2 separate regions of the Homo sapiens genome follow, and region 2 is linked to region 1. The links are chromatin loops, found by intact Hi-C in ENCODE. Cell type or tissue: endothelial cell of umbilical vein. All regions are shown on one strand. Links, peaks and the distances in the headings refer to the core of each region. The heading gives the core; the rest is flanking DNA. Region 1 has its middle 59 kb from the start of LINC00309. Region 2 overlaps LOC124907774 (a long non-coding RNA gene).

Region 1 (5,380 bases), core at 240-5,239:
ATTTATTAATATATTTTGAAGAGAATTGACACAGGATCAAAGGCTGTTTTATGTATAATCATTTCAAAAACCATAAACCTGTTATTAATTGTTTTAATAACTCTTATATCATCAATAAACATACCTTGGCTATATTTTACCTACATAATTTTGGCTGAATTGATGGGAGTAAATACTACAAAGGTACAGTCTAACCTGGAGTGGGATATACTCCTGAAAATACTGTCAAATTTCAGCGTTCTCTAGATACCTCATTATTTATCAAAAGTTAATAATTAGGGATCTAAAGCCACCATATGATATTGTCACAAAAGTGGTAACTAAACCCCACATCCAGTAACAAGATAATTAAAACCTAAATCTGAATATGGGAGAAAATAGAGTTTAAAGGGAAGTGTGTAGAAGAGGTGCTAGGAAGTTACTGAAGGCAAATTCCACTTGCTCAACAATTCTCCTGTGGACCACGGTGGTAGCCATCAGAGTGGGACTGGAAAGACATGGCACACCATATAAATGTTAGCAGGGCGCTTTGTAAATTGAATATATTTAGTGTCTATTGAACGTTTAGTCTGAGGGTCCATTTCTACCTGCCTGCCTTGAGGTCTTGTTCTCAGTGCTGCTCAGTCGTGACACATGACAGAGGTGTGGCTGAGATCAGCTAGGACCCCAGCTAACTCTCCTGCTTTTCCCAGCTGCACTCTCAGTAGACCTTCTTTTCTAGTCTCCCAGGCTTAATTGAAGCTGTTGTTTTGCTCTTGGATCCATTCTTCCTTCAAATCTATGAAAAAACTACTCGAAAGAAGATTGTGAGCTCTTGCTGCTCCTGATCCCTGAGCAGGAAAGGTGACTCTAATATGATTAATGAGCTCAGCTGGACTTTGCCCCCTGACCTAAGTGATGATGTGGGCTCCCGAGAACATTTAGAGGAGGAGCAGGAAGAGCTCCAGCATGCTGTGATGTCAGATGCCCTCCTGGAAAGGTCTGGGCCTGGAAGAGGCACTCTATCCCAGCAGGATCCCCTGTCAGAGTGTGACAGAAACATGCGGAAGGGGACAGCTACCCACCCACTCACCAATAATAATTCCACCCCTCTGCTAGCTATATGTGCCCTCTGATTCAAGGATGTTCCTGTTAAACATGGTAGCACCTAAATTAATGGGGAAAATGGCTTGAATGGGATACAGAAAGGAGCTTAGCCAAGAGGGAGAACCAGGCGGGAAGGAGATGGCCTGAACTGCAACCAGCCGCAGTTCTCAAGCTCAGAAGGGCTGTCATCACCACCCAAACCATGCTGAGATTAGATGGTGGCTGTGACCTTCTTGGTAAACTGTGTAGTGTTTATTGTATGGATTCAGTTCTTCTCAGTAAGCTTTTCTTTCTTTTAAGAAACATCCCTTCTTGGAGAGGAGAGGTCTTTGAACTGAGTGGGCACTTGACGCTTGTATTGGCTGTGCCTGGAGATGGTGGCTTGTCTGGGATGAAGGGCTTGAGCAGGGGCTGGATCTAGCCTGCTTGGCTTGCTGAGCTGCACCTGGCTCAGGACTGGGTCAGCTATGGGAAGGAGCATCTTTGCGGAACTGGTCTGCCTTCTAGTTTGCAGAAAGGCCTCTTAAGGTGCTAGTGGTATGTGACCACCATCCCAGGAGGGTCCAGGAGCAATGTGCAGTGCATCCTGGTACCAGCAAGGTAGCTCATGCACATACCTGAATGGAGCCCGTTCCTGTTTTAGGTTGCTGCTTACCACTCTTGTACCTAAAGAGAAACAAAACCGTGGCCTTCAAGAATTGGGTGAATGACTGTGCTGACCTACTCTGCTCTTGATGAGACCTGAGACTCCCTCCAGCATGGACTTAGGGAATAAACCCTCTACCCAGAGACAACTCAGAAGACCTGAGTTTTTGCTCTGACTCCATCTCCAAGAGCAGTTTTATCTAGGGTGAGCCTTTTAACCCAAACTTTAGAACCTTCATTTCCTTACCTGTAAATGGGGATGAAAATTTTCACATTCAGGGATCGTCCTGAGGATTAAACAAAAGAACGCTCTGGCGAACATTTCTGTGAGCTGTAATATCCTGAACAAATGCAAATGTTAGAAGCGATTATTACTTCCTATGCATGCTTAGCCTCTGATTCACCTCGGGATGGGAAACCAGATGTTCTTGTTTTCTTTGTGCAGTGGCTACTTCAAAGTCTTGCTAAGTCTACTTAATAATGCTGGTGTGGAGTGAGCCCCAGCATTCTGGAAACAAGGCTGCACCGTGCTCTCTGTTGCTATTTTGTTGTGAGAGACTTCTTTAGAGATAAATAACACTACTCATGGGGACTTCAGAGAGAATATCTATGTGCTATAAAAAAAAGTTTTACTTTGTGAAGTTCAATATAATATCTTTGTGAAATTTATGAATAAGACTAAACATTTGGGTGAGACTGAGACAAATGGCAATCTCCTGGGTTGTGTGTTTTTGACCCCACAAGTGCTGCCATCTTTAGCACTCTCAAACTCCTTTCAGACCAACCTCTCTTTTGAGTCTTTCTCCACGTCCTAATAACCCTCTCGATTTTATTAAAATACTCCATAGGTAGGTCTGAAACTTGGGTGATGGGCAGGTGAAGTATAGATAGCTATTAAGCTTAAGAAATTCCCCAACCCCAAAATACCTCTAAAGTATTCCATTGCTAATGACCAAAATTCTGTTATTAGCCATTAATTCCTTTAGATTAAGAAAATTATCTCCCTATTAAAATTTAAGTCATCCCTGGAGGAGTAACTTTTAAAAGTGCTATACTTTCATGTGAAGGGCTTTATTCAGGGGATGGGGAACTTTTTCTGTTAAGGATCAGAAAGTAAATATTTTAGGCATATGGTCCATAAAGTTTCTGTTGCGACTGCTCAGCCCTGTCTTTGTAGGATGAAAGGCAGCCACAGATGGTACACAGACAAATAAGCATGGCTGTGTTTCTATAAAATTTTATTTAAAACAGCAGGAGGTGGGCTGCTTGTGGCCCCTTGACTCAACTGAATCCTCTCAAAGTGGGCAACCAGCTGAGAGCCAGACAAGGAGGAGGAGAGAAGGAGCATCTTGCATCTAGTGTACCAGAAGGGGAAGTGACCAGTAGGGTGTGAAGATGTGGAGCAAAGAGCCACGGTGGACCCTCAAAGCCAAGTTTCATAAGAGCTAGTCCTGTTTAGCCATTTAGGCATTTTTTGATGAGTGGAGAATATTTGACTCAATATGTTTACTACATATATTTCTACACTTTTTTATTTCATGGTGGTGAGGTGACACTTTTTTTCATTCATTTTCATTTGATTTAGTGTATCATTCTTATTTAGTATATCAATTACGTAGTTACAGGAAAAGGCAGCTGCCATTCTACCATCTAGCATCTTACAGTACTACTCATATTGTAGAAGTTGCTAAACATTAAAGGGAAATACTTTTGAATACAAGTAAATTTCAGGCTGTATTATGCTCTCCCCTTCCTCTGTTTGTTTGAACACTCTTTGACAGTTGAATTACATTGCAGACGGTCTGTGAAGTGAATGGTGGTCTGATTTCCTAGGATCAGTGCATAAAAGAAGCTTTTTCTTTTTTGTCCAGACAGCATTTTATTTCAGGATCAATGGTGGCTGATGCATGGTGCTTATTCTTAGTCGTGACATGTTCTTGAAGTAAAAAGAGAATTATTTGTAAGCCTTTGAAGGCCCATTCAGGTGTTGGGCACGCGCTGCAGAGCTGGGCTGTGGACCCAGCCCATGGAGGGAGTGAGCATGCATGGTGTCTCAGGAGCGGGGTAGATTTGAGCTAAGACCTTACTTTCTCTCACCCAGACCCTCCTGTGGCAGTCAGCGCAACATGGAAGACAATAAGTTTGGAATTAGGAATGAAGCCTGCAGCTGCAGGCCAGGCAAGCTGGAATCATAACTACAGCCCAAGAAAATGAAAACTGACCACTAGGGTGGGGAGAGGAAGGGCAGTGGGCTTGTTGAATTGATGCTTTCCTTTTTCTCTGAGACATGCTGGCTTCTTTCCCCCTTTGGGAATAGGCTCAATGTCTTGGAGACAGTCTAATTACTTTTTATACATTCATAAAGAAGTTTATTTTTGGTAAAGACACTCAAACTAGAATATACTTGATTGGTTTACACTGAAAAAGTAATTTGGGACTCATCACTCAAATTGCATTAAAAATGCTGAAATGCATTCCAGTCATTATCTAGTCTAGCCTACTTCTTACTGTATCAGAGAGATGGAATAACATCCAAATTACTAGTCCTGCATATATTTTATGTTCCTAAATCTGAACTAGTAAGAGAAAAACTCTCCTTGTTAAAGGGAATGTTAACATTCACTAGGAGGTTTGTACATGGACTCCTCCCCTCCATCTGCAGAGTATTGTCGAGGATCTGAATACAGAAAGGACATAACACCCTTGTCATCTGTGCTAGGCATAGCCAGACCTAGAGGAAAGGGCAGTATTGCATCTGCATCAGTAAGGGGGCTACCAGGGAAGCAGAGGGAAGCGGAACATAGGGAAGCAGAACCAGCAGGACACACACACACACACCCCCACCCAAGTCAGTTCTTGCTATTCGTGATAGCAGTGTTCTATAAAGCTGTCACAAACATTGAAATAGCAAATGCTGAACCATTGCTCCTAGGGGATCTACAGGGTTAGGTTCCTATGAACCTCTGGTCACAACATTTTCATCAACTGATCAAGATATTACCTTGTTTTATGTGTGTTTCTGTTTAAAGACACCTTATTTAATATATACTGTTGATGCATTAACATTGAACTCATGGCCAAAACATTACCACCCATGCCTGAATGAAGCTTATCTAACACACGTATTTTCCCTGTGAGGCACATCACAGTCTTCTGGTGCTTAGAAACACCAGACAACACCTCAGCACTACACTCAAGGGTCATTTTAAACAATGAAATCACCAACAAAAAGCACAAGAATGTGAAAATCATGGCACTAAATGAACTGTGAGAAGGACAGTTGTTTACAGTATGAGAGCTGAAACATGAAAGTGCTGCCTCAATTGACTTCAGCTGAAAAATTTGTGCATTGGGTGACTTAAACTTTTCACTGCTTTGAGCATGTCTGTGATTGATTGCGGAAGCACTGCAAGTATTGGTTTTGGGGTTACAAATGAATTTTAGAAAGTAGGCAAATTTCCAAATACATAATCCATCGATAATGAGGATCAACTCTACATTACAAAAGTTTTTCAAGAATTGGCTTGTGTGATTGTGGGGACTGACAAGTCTGAAATCTATAGGTCAGGCCCGAGGGCTGGAAACTCTCCCACAGGAGCTGGAGCTGCAATTGACAGGTGGATTTCTTCTCCTTGGAGAAACCTCAGTT
Region 2 (5,380 bases), core at 217-5,216, 200 kb before region 1:
AGGATAAAAATATAGAGCTCTAATGATAGAAATTGTGGACACTATGAACCAGGGATGGAGAAGGATGTTTGATCTTGTTTATTCTCATCAAGATGAGGCTTAATTTTTCTGCACCTTTATTCAAAACATGTAACTCAGAGCAGATTTTTTTTTTTAATTTATTTTTTTTTTTTTGAGATAGGGCCTCACTCTGTCACCCAGGCTGGAATGCAGTGATGTGATGATCACAGTTCACTGCAGCCTCAACTTCCTGGGCTCAAGCAATCCTCCCACCTCAGCCTCCCAGAGAGCTGGGACTACAAATGTGTGCCACCACACCTAGCTAATTTTTTGTAGAGATGGGGTTTTGCCATGTTGCTCAGGCTGGTCTTGAGCTCCTGGGCTTAAGCAATCTTCTTGTCTTGGCCTCCAAAAGTGCTGGGATTACAGGTGTGAGTCACCATGCCCAGCACCCAGGGCAGAATTTGAAAGTCCTTGCTTCAGTGTTTGTACAGCTGTTCAGGACTTTCCAGTGTATCAGTTATTCAAATTTTAAAGCACTTATCAAAGAGAGCTTAGTTTTCAGTCTCAAAAGTCCAAGAAAGACCTAAAGATTGTTGGTGGTTATTTTATAGCACACCCAAACAAATCTTTCACATTGTCTCTCTTTAGACCACTTGCCTCTGATCAGGCCTGCCTCCTCAGCCACACTTCAAATGAAAGAAATCAAGTAAACAACTTTTAGCAATCAGGGCACCCTAAAATAGCAGGTGATCTGCAGCAGGTTAAGCACACACCAACATACATGCAAATCAGTCAAATTTTGTACCTGGCAAATAAGGCTAACAATTTATATTTTGACTGACTTGATTATTTGAAAAAACTGCTTTTCTGTGACATAAATATAGATGTTAGTTCTGTCTCGCAGCTAAGTATCTCACGAGAAAGCCACATTAACCTTAATGATTTCCTGACATGGAAATTAATATTCCCTAGCAAAGAAATAAAATGGTATCCACTGGTGCTTGTGCAGCTAAAAAATACTGTCTTCCTCCTTCCCTCCCCTGGTTGACATTAGTTGGTTTCAGTCCACAAATATTTACTGAGTGTTAACAATGTGCCAGGCAACTGTTTAATGCTAGAAACACAGTGCTGAAAAAGACAAAACAAGTCCCTGTTTAAGGCAGTTGCATTCTAAGGGAAGGGGGATATGCAATAAACATGTAAACAAACAAATAAATAATACAATTTCAGGAACTAAGGACTATGAAGAAAATAAAGCGGAGTACTATGGTAGTTGGTACCTGGGGTGTGGTTTGGCTGCTTAGTGACATCTGAGTTGAGACCTGAAGGCTGTGAAGGAGGCAGCAGTGTGAGCATCCAGGGAAGAGCTCTGCTAGCAAAGAAACAGTAAGTGCAAAGGACCTGGGATAGAAACAAGCCTTGTGTACCGTGTACTTGAAGGCAACAAGATGGGCAGTGTGGTTACAGGCAAGTAGTTAGAGGGAAAGCTTGGAAGGAGATAAGGCTGAACAGGAGCCAGGATGAAAGAAGCAGAGCCGGATCAGAGTGATGACAAGCTGGAGGAGGAGTTAAAGAAAGGAAGCTGGGAAGTGGTGTGATCTCATTTGTATTTAATCTGGCTACTTTGTGGAGAATGGATTGTAGGAGGTCAAACACGGAAGTGGGGAGATCTGGGAGGAGCCTATGGCAGAAGTCCGGGTGACAGACACTGGCAGCTTGGCCTAGGGTTTCATCAACAGGCCACTACCGGCTCATACGGTGCCTTTGTGAAAATTAGAAAAAGGCTCCTCTTTCCATTAGATGCCCTGATTGCAGATGGATTAAATGTGAGGTGTGAAGAAAAGAGAGGAATCCAGAATGACTCAAGTTTGCACCTCAATAATTGGCTGGAGAGTTATGGAATCAGTAGTTCAATTCTGATCATGTTCACTTTCAGGACCGTGAAATTTTCCCATGCAGCGGTTGCACCCCCTGTTACAATGTGAAAACTCAGTAGCATTTGCCACACTGACGTTGGTTTCCTTTCAGCTGGCTCTGGGAACCTTATGCTGATGTAATGGAGATAACCTTTGTGAGACGTTAAATCAGTGTATTTGCCTGCCCAGTAAGTCTTTGTCTCCATGGCTTCCCCCTTGAGTCAATGGCATGCATTCAGTCACAGGGAGAAAAAAAAACCCAGCCAAGATTGGATAAGTCATCCCTTAGCTTAGAATTTCAAAATAGGATTAATTCATAGCAAAACAATAGTTTGAAATCAAGGGCTTTGAGTGTCAAAAACCAGACATTGTTGAAAGAAAAAAATGTATTTGTATATGCTAGTGAGGCAGAACTTGGAAAAGTGCCCCTGAACAGATCACAGATACAGCCAAGAAGAACACAGGATATGATGTCAGAGCCACTTTCTCATGACTGGAAGGGAAGATAAAAGCAGCAGGCAGAGGCCGGGTGCAGTGGTTCACGCCTGTAATCCCAGCACTTGGGGAGGCCAAGGTGGGCGGATCATGAGGTCAGGAGATCGAGACCATCCTGGCTAACATGGTGAAACCATCTGTACTAAAAATACAAAAAATTAGCTGGGCGTGGTGGCGGGCACCTGTAATCCCAGCTACTCGGGAAGCTGAGGCAGGTGAATTGCTTTAATCTGGGTGGCGGAGGTTGCAATGAGCTGAGATCGCGTCACTGCACTCCAGCCTGGGCAACAGAGCGAGACTCTGTCCCAAAAAAAAAAAAAAAAAAAAAAAAGCAGCAGGCAGGAATTTGGGACATTCAGAGAGTACCAGCACAGGGTTGCCCCAGATGAGTGGAGGGTGCACTAAAAGAAGAGGAGGCATGTATCCTGCTTTCTGTTTGGAACCGGGGTAACTACAGAGAAGTAGCTTGAGATAGTGATTTCTGTTCTTTGGGGTCATGCATGGTCTTTAGGAGATCCAGTGGTAGAATGATAAAGGCTAATGGGATGAATGGGCTGGAAGAGGCCTGGCCCTTGGGCCAAGAAGTTGTGAGGCTTATGGTCCTTGCCACTGAGAGCCATGGCAGGGGCCGTGGCTGTCAGTAGTGGAAATGGTTCTAGGCCCAAAAGCCGGAGATAATTTCCTCATCAAGGGAGGCCGGGAGAGCCTGGATGATGGCAGACAGACTTGCTCTGCCAGTTTTTCAAGACCCGAATGACATCTTAAGAAAGAGAAGTGGGAGAGGAGAACCATTGGATCAGGGAGAAACCTTGAAAGATTGAGTGAGTTTCCAAGGAAAACTGTTGTAAACGTAAAGAGACTGTGTTACCTTTAATTGGCAAGATCAAGTGTTTCCACCTACGTTAGGAATGGGGGCTTTCCAGCAAGAAATCATTATCGACAATGAAGTTGCTTTTTTTTGTAAATCTAGTTTTTAGTGAGTACATTTAAACCCTGCTACATTAGGAAGGTCTGTATTGCTACCAAATAAAGAGAACTCAGCTTGACATACCCCTGCCTCTAATGGAGAGAGGGGGAGGAAGGAGACGGAGGGGAAAGATTGAGTCTGTCAACAGTAGTTACCTCCAGGGAAGATAACTGAGGGACAGAGAAGGAAGAAAAACCTATTTCTCATGGAACGTTTTCTGTACCTTTTGCATTTTTTCCATATGCATGCATGAACTATTCAAAAATAAATTAAAAGGGGAAAAATAAGTTTCTGAAATGAGAAGCATGCAGATGCACAGAATGTGATATTCAGTGCTTGGCAATTAACCTTAAATAGTTTTCATCTCACCAGAATCTTTGAGCCACTTCTCCTCAGTGTACCTTGTGGTTATTCCCTTCATTTGTGTAGGTGTTGGGTAAGCTGTCTGTCTTGCCTTTCCAGCGAGCCCATGACCCATTTGTGCATGGTACTCCAAACACTGTACCACCGACCCTACAGGTGGCCCATCGCTTTTACAGGGGAAAACAATCCCACTGACCCATTTGGTCTTGCCCTTCATCCTGGATTGAGGTGTGGGAAGGATTAATAAGGGTTTTTTGTTCTCACCCTGGTTATTTCCACCCCATTGGCATCACATAACAATGGGGAAGCAGTGGAAAGAACTTAGGTGCTGGAATCAAATTTGCTAGGGCTTACCTCTGCCAGCTACTAGCTTTAGGTACTTGGGTGGGTCTCAAGTTTCTTCTTCTATACATTGGAGTAATACAAACCTCACTGGGTTATCACAACACAATACTAGAACTGTTCTGATTACCCCAACCCCCAGTCTAAGAGACCAGACTAATTTTTGTAAAATCTCGCATCCAGCCAAACTTAGCATACCTATTGTCCCTGTATTCCTCAGTTTCTACCCAAGACATAAGCCTCTTCATTCATCTGTTGTATCCCTTACTCTCATTTATATCCTTCCCCGTATTTCACTCCCTTGACTCAACCTCCCTCTGCTTCCCTCTTTTAAGTAGTATGTTTTCATTTGCAGGCTACAGGAAACTCAAGTCTAACTGGTTTAAACATTAAGGGCATTTACCGACTCAAGTAACTGAAAATTCAGCAGTGGCAAAGGCCTTGGGTTACCTGCCAGACAGACATACCAAGGGCCTTGTTTCTTCTCTTTCTCTACTCTCGCACCCTCAACGTGAGCTTCATTCTGGGATTGGCTCCCCTCGTGGTTATACAGGCTGGAGGTCAGCAGCAACTGAGCCTGCATGCTTCTGCATTAAGTCCAGAGGAACTGAGGAGTGAGTCTTTAACCATCAAACAAAAATCCTGGCCTTTCATTAATTAGAACAACCTGAACCAATCATGGTGACTAGGGGAATGCCATGTGCTAATTTGCTTAGCTCTGAACTAAGTTATCCATTTTTGAGCCAATTACAGTGACAAGGGAGTTGAGATTATGATGACTGATTTAGATCAGAGGTTCTCAACTGGGAGCAGCACTGCCTCCTTCAGAGTATTTGGAAATGTTGCTCTGACTGGGAGTACCACTGGCTTTTACTGGAAGAGGGATGGGGGAGGGGAGACACAGGACAGTCGTGTGGAATTTTGGTCTGCCAAAAATGCCAATAGTGCCTCTATGAAGAAACACTGACTTAAAACATCAGGGCACACTTCTGAAACAGGAGTTTGTTTTCCCTTAGGTACATAAGCCATACTGGGGCAGGATGGACACCTAAACAAAAATGACTAGACTACTCAGGCTCCTTCCTAATCTTTATTGACTCCCTTCTATCTTTACTTAGATCCCTGCTCAGCCTATTATGTATTACTTTTAACTAATCTCTTGACAATGTCATTTACTTCCTAGCCCCATTCTGCTGTACCTACCCAGATAAATCCTATAGTGACACTGACTTGAGAAAGATACTTTCAAACCTTTTAAAAATCAAAGCTATAGGCCAGGCGTGGTGGCTTATGC

What was found. Hi-C counts contacts between places; a loop is a spot of excess contacts. Peaks named below come from ENCODE experiments on the same cell type or tissue, not always from the same donor. Only the 100,000 strongest peaks of a DNase experiment are listed, where the experiment ranks them.
Region 2: it touches region 1 in a loop (6-fold over the local background); 1 of 110 quality-filtered maps calls a loop at or near these places.

The regions. Positions count from the first base shown.
Region 1 is chr2:64,261,363-64,266,742 of GRCh38, forward strand. No RefSeq gene overlaps it. Among named protein-coding and RNA genes, the nearest start is that of LINC00309, 59 kb to the left of the region's middle. In endothelial cell of umbilical vein, for the core only: no CTCF peak of the experiment used is centred there; DNase peaks (open chromatin) are centred at 879 and 2,159; H3K27ac peaks cover 3,020 bases.
Region 2 is chr2:64,062,586-64,067,965 of GRCh38, forward strand. The region is part of intron 1 of LOC124907774 (a long non-coding RNA gene); the gene reads right to left. Among named protein-coding and RNA genes, the nearest start is that of VPS54, 46 kb to the left of the region's middle. RefSeq lists a silencer at 391-480. In endothelial cell of umbilical vein, for the core only: no CTCF peak of the experiment used is centred there; DNase peaks (open chromatin) are centred at 496, 1,566 and 2,216; H3K27ac peaks cover 2,904 bases.